2 separate regions of the Homo sapiens genome follow, and region 1 is linked to region 2. The links are chromatin loops, found by intact Hi-C in ENCODE. Cell type or tissue: endothelial cell of umbilical vein. All regions are shown on one strand. Links, peaks and the distances in the headings refer to the core of each region. The heading gives the core; the rest is flanking DNA. Region 1 overlaps EXOC4 (exocyst complex component 4). Region 2 has its middle 18 kb from the start of EXOC4.

Region 1 (2,500 bases), core at 1-2,500, 110 kb after region 2:
ATGATCCCTTGATGTGGTGCTCTCCCCATTCCCCTATGGTTGGGGCTTCCTGAGAGCTGGACTGCTGTGATTGTTATTGCTCTTCTGGGTCTGGCCACCCAGCAGAGCTACTAGGCTATGGGCTGGTACTTGGGGGTTTCTGCAAAGAGTCTTGGGATGTGATCTGTCTTCAGGTCTCTCAGCTGGTCTCTCAGCCAGCACTTGCTCCAGTTACCACCACCACACCTGGCTAATTTTTGTATTTTTTGTAGAAATGGGGTCTCCCTATGTTGCCTAAGCTGAATTTGACCTCCTGGGCTCAAGCGATCATCCCACCTCAGCCTCCCAATGTGACAGGATTACAGACATGAGCCACGCACTCGACTTAATCTTGTCTTTTAGTTCCGTTTTTTTTTTTTCTGAGTTTCATCACTTTCTTCTCACTCGTTCATGTTTTTTGTCCGTGTCTTTTCTTAGTTTTGGAATTTCTGGCTCAAGGTGGCTTTTCGCATCCCTCATCCTGCCTATTTCTTTATCTGTATTTTATTCTCTATTTTGGTGTCTTGTATTTCCTCAGTGCTTCCTATGAATTATTCATTTGAGCCCCTCTCTTGGGCATTTAATAATTTATTATTTATCTTTGAGATTTTTTTTTTTTTGGTTATCCAGGCTGGAGAGCAGTGGTGCAATCATACCTCTCTGCAGCCTTGAACCCTAGGCTCAAAGGGATCCTGCTGCCTCAGCCTCCCAGATAGCACTACAGACGTGAGCAACCACATTTGGCCAACTTTTTTATTTTTGTTTTTTTGTAGAGATGGGGTCTCACTATGTTGCCCAGAATGGTCTCAAACTCCTGGCTTCAAGAAGTTCTCCTATTTTGGCCTCCCAATATACTGGGATTACAGGCATGAGCCAGAGCACCTGGCCTAATTTTGTCATTTTCTTCCATTTCTTTTCTGAGGGTCATCATTTTCTCTTCACACTTTCCTGTTTTTTGTCCATATCTTTTCTTAGTTTTTGAATTTCTGGCTCAAGGTAGCTTTTCCTATCCCAAATTCTTGTTTGAGTATATTGGTTCCATCTGGAATGTTGCCTTCTAGTTTTCTTGTGCTTCATGGTTGTTTTGTTGAAGGGAATTTACCTCTGTTGCTGTGTGTTGGATATTCTGTCTTTTTAAAATAATACTTCAGTATGAGTCTGTTCATCATTTTTTTGTTTGTTTTTATGATATTGGGGTGTTTTATAGGATTTTTAGCTCATTGGCTCCCTCTTCTGTCACTATAGCAAAGTCCAGATCTTTGTTTTGGTAGCATCGGAAGGTTTGTGGTCTCTGAATTTTAGCTGTCTTGTCATCGGGTAGGATTCCAAATTTTCCCTTTTTTCCTGTTTCTCTTTTAGCCATCCAATAGCCAAAGGGCATTTCTCTCTACTTTTTGTTTCCTTTTTTATTTCCCAGAAGCTACGTGTTTCAAAAACTGGTCAAGATTGTGTCTGCTTTTACATCCCATCCCTATAGTCAGCTCTGTGATCTGTCTAGATACCTTTTTAGTATTTTGAAACTTAGGGTTGACTTTGTCTTTCCTCTGATGGTTTTAGATCAACCTTAAGTTCATCACTAATTCCCTTCTCTCTTTGTTATAGTTTTTCACATTCTACCTTTGTTTGCAATAAGGCCTTCTGGCAGATCAGGGACAGAGGAGGAGCATGAGATATCACTTGCTGGGATTAGGTGTCTTTTTCTTATTTTTATTTACAGTTGTTTTGGATTTTGGTCAGTTCAGTTTTCAAGTGATCCCGAGGACATGGTTTTTGTGTAGTTTTGCTGCTTATTTTTCTTGTCCTCTATTGCTTCTGGAGGAAATATTGAAAGATGGAGACATAAGCAACCACCTTTGTCAGCCTGAGAGTTTCCAAAGCTGAATGTTTTAAAAGTGCATTTTTAACTATTTTTCTTCATTTTGAGTTTTGATGTTACATTTTGTCACATTATCTCATTAAATTTGCACATCTCTGAGCTACACATACTATCTCCATTTCATGAATGAAGAAATCAAGGTCCAGCAAGATTAAATGACTCAAGGGAGATCACACAACCAGAAACTGATAGAGATTCTAATCAACTCTAAAATTGTATGATGCCAAGCTCTTGTTCTTTCCACTACATCTTGCCATCTCCCTGAGTAACTGAACTTAGAAAGCCCATGCATTAATTAAATACTGCAACCTAAAACATTTTAGTGATTATAAATGTAAACTGTCAGTTTATTCATCTGTTCCTTGTCCCTCCTGTTATCTTGCAGTCCTGTTATATTTTTAGTAGCCTCTTCTCCACTGGCTTCTACTCCTTGACCTTCTAAGGTACATTTTCTTTCCTGTAAACGAGATCATGTACATTAAGTGCTATCTCTTGAAAAAAATGATTCAACAGATGTCAATTTTGTTTATTTATTTATTTTCCTAATAGAGGTTTTTACTCTATCTCCCCTTATAGCAGACCTACCATCATTTCCCTCTTGGCCCA
Region 2 (10,834 bases), core at 5,148-7,647:
ACTCTAATGTGGCTTTAAAAAAAGAGGATCACTCTGTCCCCAACTGTTACCTGCTCTCCAAGGGAGAGCTCAACCCCAGGAAATTGGAAGGTACTGATTATTTAGCCTACCTTAGTTCAGCTTCGTTATCACTGTTATAACACCTTTGACTAGTTGCTGGGGTTGGAGTGATGGCGAAGAATATATATTGACAATATTTCTTTTTAAGAGATCAAAGCCTGTATTAGTTATAGTATTCCAAAAGGAAAAAACACATAATAAATTAATTGTTATAACCATAGCCTTTAACATCTTACAAAGTACTTGTACATCCTTTTCTCATTGAAGCCTACCTGCAGTTCTAGGTTGAGATTATTTTTATTTACCATTGAAAAAAACTGTGGTCATGTGGCTTACACAATTTACACAAACCTTGTTTCTAAGGTAAATATCACAGACATAGCAGGTCTCCTGTTCTGTGACATATGACAAAAAGAGACAAATAAAACATGTTTTTCCTTCCTTTTACTTCATGTTTTCACTACCTCCCTAACTCCATCTGGTCCAGGTTGAAGTAAGCTGACAGTCTTCATTTACCTTCTGTTTGTTTTGAGAAGACTCTTGAACAAAATTAAACCTCAGGGGCAGGATAAGAAAATTGGGAGAAGGAGACAGGTTCATTGGAAGACATAAACCATGAAGATGATTGCCAATATGGGGACAGACAAGGTTAACTAGAAATCTGTTTGGCTATAAAGCAGGAAAGATAGAGCCAGTATAGGAAGATCAGAAAAAAGACAGGAATCAGGAAAACTCCCTAATTTTCAGACCACGATTTCACCTTTTCATAGCATATTAGGATGAAATGAACAGAAATCCTGTTTCAATATGTTAGACTGTGTAAACTAGATGAGCCACATGTATTCTCTGGGCCTGTTTCTCTCTCTCCTAAACACACACACAATTTAGGATGGCCAAATAAAATACCAGATACCCAGTTAAATATGGATATCATACTAAAAGATAAATGCTTTTTTAACCTAAGTATGCCTCAGTTTCATATGAAATATATGAAATCTACTAAAAAATTGGTTTCTTTATCTGAAATTCAAATTAATTTGATGCCCTGTATTTTTATTTACTAGATCTGGCAACCGAAACCTAATGAAACTTGAGATCAACTTGCTGCCACTGAATATAACCCTATGGAGCTGAGGAAATCACTACTGCCCCCTGTTGGACTCGGTTGGAACAGTCATTTTCTTGTTTTGAGATGTGCATATTAGTTGCAAATAATTCTTAGTTTCTGTCTGTAGTTACACAAAGTTTGTGCTTTAAGTACAGTTTCCACTCTGTTGATGCTGAAACAAGTTTTTCAAGTAGATCTGGTTTGGAATTTGTTCTCTCCTTCCCCAAGTTCCAGAGATGCTCAACCCCTTCCACTATCACCAAGATAACTTCCTTTGCCAAACTAGCAAACATGTCCAGTTAAATCATAAATTGAACTTAACGTCAACCTCCCATGGACGCATTACACATTACACATTACAGATGCCATTAATGTGCACATATTACACATTACTTCCTTTGCCAAACTAGCAAACACGTCCAGTTAATGATAAATTGAACTTAATGTTGACCTCCCACGGACACATTACAAAGACGTAATAATCAATGTCACAATTTTCCCTACAAATCCTACTCATTGGGTGTGAGATCTATCACAAAAAGTTTGTAGAACCTCCCTTCCTGGGAGTTGGTTAATTTGAGAGAGGTCATCTCAAATGGATCAAATTCAGGTGTATCAAATGGCAGGGAGGAAGAAATAGACGACTCCTCAGACTCCATCAATTACATTTTTATTTGTTATATCTCATTCTCTACTTTGCCAGGGAGAACATATGAAATTGGACTTGCAAAGATGGCGAACCATCTCTTCCAAAGAGTGTAGAGCGATACTCCCATCCCTGCATCTGACCATGAACCTGACCCTTTTTATAGCCCCCACAGTAAAAGCCAAAATAAAGTAAGATTGCTTTGTGTGCCCTTGAGGTGGTTTTGGTGCACAGAAAAAAACCATTCAGCAGTCTAAATATTCCTATTGAATGTATTAAATGTTAACTATGAAAATATAAATCTCATCTTAAGTCTTTTCTTGAAGTGAAATTCACTTAAGATTAGGCATTTTAAAGTGGACAATGTAGTGGCATTTAGTCCCAAACATTTCCATTGCTCCAAAGTAAAACTCCCTTCCCGTTAAGCAGTCATTCCTCATTCCCACCTTCCCCCTCACCTTGGCAATCACTAATCTGCTTGCTATCTCTATAAATTTGCCTATTCAGATATTTCACATAAATTGAATCATATACTATGTGGCCTCTTGTGGCCGGCTTCTTTCATGTAGCATAATATTTTGGAGGTTCATCCACGTTGTAGCATGTATCAGTACTTCATTTCTTTTATGGCTGAATGACATTTTCCTTAAGTTTTTTAGTTCAGCTTATAAAACTTATTATTCTATTTCATGGAATTAGCAAATTTTGAATGATAGCTTTTAAACTGACTGATTAATATGTAGTCCATTGACATAGTTAATTAAAACCCTTTAAAATTTCAAATAGTATATATACATTTAACATGTTCAATTTTCTTTAATAGACTTTTTAATTGAAGTATAACAGACACATAGAAAAGTACACAATTCCTCAGTGTGCAGTTGCATGCATTTTCACAAAGTGAACATGCCTGTGTAGCTGCCAACCAGACTAAGCGGAAGAACATGACCAGCATTGCAGAGAGTCCCCCTGCCCCTTTGCCTTTTCCTGTGAAAGAACCATCTTTAAGTCCTGAATCTGTATGCTTTTCTGTGGAAGAAATACTTAACAAATTATTTGCTAGCCGCTTGTCTACCTTAACAGAAATGGCTGCAGGCTGCCAAAGACACGATTCAGAAAGAAGCTCCCTGTTGGTCTTGTGGCTTTTGGCATCCCCTAACACCCCCTCAGAACCCTCTGCCTGCAGATCCGTCCCTTTGTGCTGAGTAGGTGGCACACATTGCCCTTTAGTGTGAAGGAATTGGAAATAGAAGAGAATGACACTATCTCAATTATAACTGGGTTTATGCTGAAGATCCACTGCTAGCTGCTGTATATACATTTCCTACAGTTATGGGCAATTATTCCTGTTTTTTTTTTTTTTTTTTTTGAGACGGAGTTTCACTCTTGTTGCCCAAGCTTGAGTGCAATGGCGCGATCTCAGCTCACCGCAACCTCCACCACCCCAGGTTCAAGCGATTCTCCTGCCTCAGCCTCCCAAGTAGCTGGGATTACAGGGATGTGCCACCACACCTTGCTAATTTGTATTTTTAGTAGAGGCAGGGTTTCTCCATGTTGATCAGGCTGGTCTCAAACTCCCAACCTCAGGTGATACACCTGCCTTGGCTTCTCAGAGAATCCTTTTTTATTTTTATTTAAAAAAAATTTTTTTTTGAGACGGAGTTTTGCCCTTGTTGCCCAGGCTGGAGTGCAATGGTGCGATCTTGGCTCACTGCAGCCTCCGCCTCCCAGGTTCAAGTGATCCTCCTGCCTCAGCTGCCCGAGTAGCTGGAATTACAGGCGCCTGCCACCAGACCCGGCTAATTTTTTGTATTTTTAGTAGAGATGGGTTTTTGCCATGTTGGCCAGCCTGTTCTTGAACTCCTGGCCTCAGGTGATCCGCCCTCCTTGATCTCCCAAAGTGCTGGGGTTACAGCCGTGAGCCACCTCGCTCCGCCTAATTAATCCTTTTGTTATGAAAACCCTTTAGGTATTTCCAGATGTAGACAGGGAAACTCAATGGACTTTAATGGCACATGCTCTCAAGGGTTCCCGTGGCCAGACCAGGTAAATAGCCCGCTCTTAGAAAAGATGCCTTGAGAAGAATTATTTCTAGCCAGAACAGACTTTAATAGCATCAGCTAGATGAACAGAAAGCCCAGAGCTAAGGTAAATGCAGAAAGTAGTTAAGAGTTCTGGTGAGGAAAATAGTATGGGGCCATACAGTACAGAGCTTCAAAAGCTAGGGCAGGAATGTGTTGTGAGGCAATCAGGAATCACTGGAGGTTTGTGAAGGGAAACCCATCAGGGTCGAATCACCCTCCTCTCCTATATCATTTTTATGTTCAGAGGGGCCTTCTGACATAAAGAGTAGGACTGATGAGTGAGTTTTCACACCTGTGACTTCTTGGGAGCGATCAATCTGTTCACAGAGACCTTTTATCCGCCTTTGTCCTCACCATGGAGTTGACCACCTACCTGGCCTTGTACTTCTTGAGTGATGATGAGCATGTTATCCATAGCAACCATAATAATAGGTAACAGTATTTATAATGTGTCTGTCACTGTTCTAAGTAGTTTTTAATCTTTTTTATCTTCACAGCAACCCTCAAAGTCAGTATTATCATTATCCCGATTTTACAAATGAAGAAACTGAAGCACAGAGAGGTCAAGTAGTTCACCCAACGTCACCACTAGCCAGTAAGTGGCAGAAAAAGGATTCACAGCTAAGTGGCCTGACTCTAGAGCCTATATTCTTACCTTAATCTACTCTAGACTATTCTCAACCTTAAGATATTTTATCTACATCAAAGCTGCATTTAATGCTCAATTGTTTTTACACATCTGTAGGCTGCTGTTGCAAATGTGGGATGAGGTTTTATTTTTTTTCTGTCCCTTCTCATCTGGGCCCTGGGCAATTGCTTAGAGGTAGAGCTGGTAGCGTTGTCTTCTGCTGCTCCTCACCTGTGCTCCAGAGGACAAAAATAGGGCAGCCTGCATCATTTCTTGCCCAGTTATTCAACACTTATTGATTGCCCGTCTCAGGCAAAGCACTGAAAGGATTGAAGCTACACATGACATAACCCTTGGCCTGGAGGCTCTTACACCTCATCTGGATCCAGGGGCATTTACAGGAGAAGAAGATGGACAGGCCAGGAGACCATTAAAAACAGGAATACTCGACCAGGCATGGTGGCTCACGTCTGTAATCTCAGCACTTTGGGAAGCCAAGGTGAGTGGATCACCTGAGGTCAGGATTTAGAGACCAGTCTGACCAACATGAAGAAACCCCATCTCTACTAAAAATACAAAAAATTAGCCAGGCGTGGTGGCACATGCCTGTAATCCCAGCTACTCTGGAAGCTGAGGCAGGAGTATCGCTTGAACCCGGGAGGCGGAGGTTGCGGTGAGCTGAGATCGCACCGTTGCACTCCAGCCTGAGCAACAAGAGCGAAACTCCATCTCAAAAACAAAACAACAACAACAAAAAAAAACAAAAACAAAAACAGGAATACTCACCTCCAGCCCTGTTTGGCTACATGCTTCATTTCTCTTACTCTATCCCTGAATCACTGGAGTGCTAGGAAAAGTGACCACCTTCGTGCATCTCCTTTTCTACCTAAAAAATGTAGCTTCCTTGATTTTTTTTTGGGTCGGGGGATTGTTTGTTAGCGTGAAAGTGGTTTAAGATCTAAGGCAAAATAACAAAGTGTTATTATCTGAGTACACAGCACACACTGCCCTTTCAAAACTGTTGCCTGTAGACTTACTGCACAGAGCAAAGCCCTCTGGGAACAAGCACTTACAATGAAAAATGGCTTATTATCATAATGGAGTATTCAATTACTTCCTCTGATGAGAGGTGGAGGGGTTTCTAAATTCATTGTATTAATTTAGAGTTTAGGGGAGGGAAATAATTAAAAATGTAGGCCACCTATGGGTGCTACATAATGTGGATGATATAGTGTTGTTATAATGGGAATATGATACATTTTATTTATACAGTCTCTAGCTACAAAGAGTGTATTAGGTATTTTGCAGTGGGGCTTGGAAGCCTAAAACAAACAAGATTAAAATCAGCAATAAAGCAGATCGGGAGAAGCCAGTGAAATTCAGCAATAAATTTGATGCAAAGCCAATGTGATATGCCAAAGGCCTTTTAGAATTTGCTGTGGGCTGATGATTATGTTTTCTTAGTTTAGTGATATGGGAGGATATAGAAGGTAGGGTTGATGACTGTGAAGGAGAGGTCAGCCAGGGAGCACTTCCTATTGCAGGAAGAACAATTCCAACTTTGTGGAGGAGAATAGAATATTCATGGCCTAAAGGTTTTTGTGAAAATGTGTGTGTGTGTGTGTGTGTGTGTGTGTAACTCTCCACAGTCACTCATTCCTGTGTGATTCATAAGTCTTATAGTCAGGAAATCCTTTCTCCATAACCCCATATCATTTTGTGGGGTTTCCCACTCATGTTTTCTTTTATTTCTTCCAGTCCCATGCTCAGCCTTCAATCTTTTAAAACCTCCAGACTCCTGTAACAATTACTCCTGGTATTCCTCATGTTAATATAGCAGAGCATACTAGACAGAAATAAGGCCCAGGAGAGGAGAATGCATACTTAATAGTCATATGGGGTTCACTGGGTCCAATCTCAGTGTAATAACACTTAGCAAAATTTCTCGGAATTCTATGAAAATGGCAGCAAAGATTTGCTGAGAAAGGCTGCATGTACTGTCTATTTTTCTCCATGCACTTACATTAAACATACCCTAAAGCATATCTTCTAAGGCCCTGGCAAAAACCCTTAACCCATGTGTTGACGAGAATGGTTCTGGTCTAGCTTGTGCCCTACTTTATGTGTCCCATGTTGTTCTTGCTGCAAATGTAGATGCATTTGTCTGTCAAAGCATCAGTTCAAAGGACTGAATATTATGTATTTTCTTTTTCTTTCCTTTTCTTTTTTTTTTTTAGAGGCAGAGTCTTGCTCTGTTGCCCAGGCTGGAGTGCAGTGGCACCATCTCAGCTCCTTGCAGCTTCCACCTCCCAGGTTCATGCAGTGAACCTCAGACTCCCGAGTAGCTGGGACTACAGGCACATGCTACCATGCCCAGCTAACTTTTGTACTTTTAGTAGAGATGGAGTTTCACCACGTTGGCCAGGCTGGCCTCGGACTCCTGACCTCAAGTGATCTGTCCGCCTTGGCTTCCCAAAGTGCTGGGATTATAGGCGTGAGACACCACGCCCAGCCATATTATGTATTTTCTGTGGGAGATTTGCGTATGTGCTATGGATTCTAAGAATTAGTTGCTAGTTGCCTGCTCTACTTGTTAACATGAATGGGTACATTGTGAGAAAGAAAGCTCCCCTCTCAGGGTCCTCAGAGCACACTGCATCCTTGGTCTCTTTAGCCTCTGTTCTTGCTCTGGCACAATTTGTGTTCTCTGTGTAGTGCAATCCCAGGGCTGGTTAATCCTCTTTAGTGGGAAGTATTGCTCCCTGCCTGGCAGCTACACTAAAAGGTTGTACGTTGAGCTACACCATTGCAATTTCTGGGTAATAGCATTAAGTATTCTCTTCCCCTCTATGCCAGTGACTCTAGGTGTTATTGTTTAAACGCTTCATTTCTAAAACTGCATAGTAACATCAGATTATAATCATGTACAATGCAGTTATTTGTTCCCATCTTGCTGGTGTGTTTCTACAGGGTGGACACTACTTTCACATTTTCTTAATTTTTCTCCATGTCTCCATATATATATATATGGCAATGAACCACATATATATTGTCATATATATGTATATGTGTGTATATATATACACATATATATATAGAGAGAGAGAGGGAGGGAGAGAGAGAGCAATGAGCCAGACATGGAGAAAAAAGTATATTTCTTGAATAGCTTATATAAATAACATATATATAAAAAGAATATTTATTGGGCATTTTCTATATATATATATATATATATATATATACACCATTTATATTTTTTCATTTTCTCATGTTTTCAGAAAGTTTTGAGACATAATTGTACATCTTTATGGGGTTACAGAGTGTTACTTCGCTACATGTATACAATGTGTAATGTTATTTCGATATATGTATACAGAGTGTTATTTTGATACATGTATACAATGATGTAATGATCAGATTAGGGTAACTAGCATATCTACCACATCGAGCAGTGATCATTTCTTTGTGTTTGGAACATTCAAAATTCCCTCCTTTAGCTATTTGAAAATATGCAATAGGCCAGGTTCAGTGGCTAACACTTGAAATCCCAGAACTTTGGGAGGTCGAGGTGGGAGGATCACTTGAAGCTGGAATTCAAGACCAACCTGGGCAACATAGCAAGACCCCATCTCTACAAAAATTAGAAAACATTAGCCAGGTGTGGTGGCATGTGGCTGTAGACCCAACTACTCAGGAGGCTGAGGTGGGAGGATTGCTTGAACCGTGGAGGTTAAGGCTGCAGTGAGCCATGATTGTGCCACTGTACTCCAGCCTGGGTGACAGCTGGGTGACAGAGCAAGACCCTGTCTCAAAAAAAAAAAAAAAAATTAGCCAGGCATGGTGGCACATGCCTGTAGTCCCAGCTACTCAGGAGGCTGAGGTGGAAGGATTGCTTGAGCCCAGGAGTTCCAAGCTTCAGAGAACTATGATCATATCACTGCACTCCAGCCTGTACAACAGAGTGAGACTCTATGTCTCTTAAAAAAATTAACAAAAACTAAACAATAAATTAATAACTATAATCACTCTGCAGTGCTATAGAACACTGTAAGTCATTCGTCCTATCTAGCTTTAATTATGTATCTGTTAACCAACCTTTCCCTATCCACCTCTCCCCACTCCCCTTCCCAGACTGTAGTAACCACAGTTCTACTCTCTACTTCTATGAGCTCAACTTTCTTAGCTTCCACATACGAGCGAGAACATGGGGTATTTATCTTTCTGTGCCTGACTTATTTCATTCACTTAACATAATGTCCTGCAGGTTAATCCATCAACATCTTATTATGAAAATGCTCAAAGCTACTTACAGAAAAGTTGGAAGAGTAGAACAGAGAAAAGTGGTATATGTTTACCTAGACGTAGCAGTTGTTAATATTTGGCCACATTTGCTTTGTCTGTTCATATATACCTTAGTTTTTTTCTAAAATATTTGAAAATAAGCTGCAGAAAACATGACATTTCATTTGTAAATATTTCAACACACATTTCCTAAAGATAAAACAAAAAATATATATAACCACAATATTGTAATGACACCTAAGAAAAAAATACAGTTCATATTTTAAATTCCATAATAACTAAGGAGGCTGGTAAGAGGATTGCTTCAGGGCTGGGCACGGTGGCTCACGCCTGTAATCCCAGCACTTTGGGAGGTCGAGGTGGGGGATCATGAGGTCAGGAGATTGAGACCATCCTGGCTAACACAGTGAAACCCCATCTCCACTAAAAATACAAAAAATTAGCCGGGCAAGGTTGTGAGCGCCTGTAGTCCCAGCTACTTGGGAGGCTGAGGCAGGAGAATGGCATGAACCCAGGAGGCACAGCTTGCAGTGAGCTGAGGTCACGCCACTGCACTCCAGCCTGGACGACAGAGCAAGACTCCGTTCCCCCCACCCCCCCCCAAAAAAAGAGGATTGCTTCAGGCAAGGAGTTTCAGACTAGCCTGGACAACGTAGTGAGACCTTGTCTCAAAATAAATAAATAAATAAATAAAAATTCCATAGTCATCTCAAACATTTTAAAGAAATAGTTGTTATTATCGCTTTTATAAAAATACAGGACTTTATAAATATTCATGAATTGCATGCTGGCAATTATTATTTCTAAATTCAGACAATTGTTTTCATCCAGGAATGTGTGCTATCTTGTAAGATCTTCTAATATTTCAGGATAAGCTAGAAGTGCAGTTTTTCATGTTAAGTAACTTTGAACAAATGTGGAAGAGTCATTCATTTACTGTTTCTGTCCCATAGTTCTTCTTGGTAGAATCTGTGATGATTATTGCTACCTACAAAGATGAGAGAGGGACTAGAGGTAACAAGAATAGAACATATAGAACAGGATGTAGTCAACATATCAGACACTTGTTACTGGGAATAGCTAGGATTAGAACAAGGCTGACATTCTGGTGATATGCACTCATATAATTGCATGATTGTTAATATCAAAATCCTATTTACTCTTGGCACACTATGGCATCAAAGCCTTAATTCCTGGCACCCCAGATGACCTCCAGGACCACGACTGAGATGTCTGTTCTAATTGGTCAGTATCTGTGTCATATTCTTAATTTTTTAATTTTAAAAATATCCCTCCTGGATGAAAAAAAATGAAAACCTTGAATAGACACATTCAAGAGTACTCTGCCTGTTTCAGTTCTCCTGTCTATTAACAGGGATTATGGTTTTTAAAAATGGTTTTAGAATTTATATTTTACCAAGTCACTCATAGATTTAGGATTAAACAGTTTTTATTATTTAAGGTGTTAGGTCTTTCTGCTACTCACAATTTTCTGCATTTTCCGCATTTTCCTTTTCATTATACTCACAAGAATCTATCATATATAAAAATTTCAGACATAGCTATGTATAAATATCACATTTCCCCAAGGTAGAGCACATTTTCTACACGTTTACTCCAGCCAAAGAACCCAGCATTCGGTGTTCAAATAAAAACCATATTTATTATTTTATAAATGTTGGCACTGAACAGATAACAGGTGGTAGTGACTGTTTCTTAAGAATTGTGTGCATATCTGAGCATTTATTTACTTAATATTTTTGAAATTAAGCATAAAAATTTCATAAACCTGTAAAGCTAAACAAATGTCATCTATTTTGCATTTACTGAGTACATACAAGTGTTTACAGAAGCAATGTTTCTGAACAGTTATTTACATAATCAAAGAATTTGATGAGATTTGGAGCAATAATTTCATTAAAGTTTAAAAAGTTTTAGAATGTGTAAAAGTGACTGAATGGTTAGGTATGAATTCTGGGAACCTGCATCAGAAATGCCAATGAAAC

What was found. Peaks named below come from ENCODE experiments on the same cell type or tissue, not always from the same donor. Only the 100,000 strongest peaks of a DNase experiment are listed, where the experiment ranks them.
Region 1: it touches region 2 in a loop (4-fold over the local background); 2 of 110 quality-filtered maps call a loop at or near these places.

The regions. Positions count from the first base shown.
Region 1 is chr7:133,343,211-133,345,710 of GRCh38, forward strand. The region is part of intron 5 of EXOC4 (exocyst complex component 4); the gene reads left to right. Among named protein-coding and RNA genes, the nearest start is that of MIR6133, 54 kb to the left of the region's middle. In endothelial cell of umbilical vein, for the core only: a CTCF peak has its summit at 1,271 (motif pointing left); no DNase peak of the experiment used is centred there.
Region 2 is chr7:133,229,583-133,240,416 of GRCh38, forward strand. No RefSeq gene overlaps it. Among named protein-coding and RNA genes, the nearest start is that of EXOC4, 18 kb to the right of the region's middle. In endothelial cell of umbilical vein, for the core only: no CTCF peak of the experiment used is centred there; a DNase peak (open chromatin) is centred at 6,099.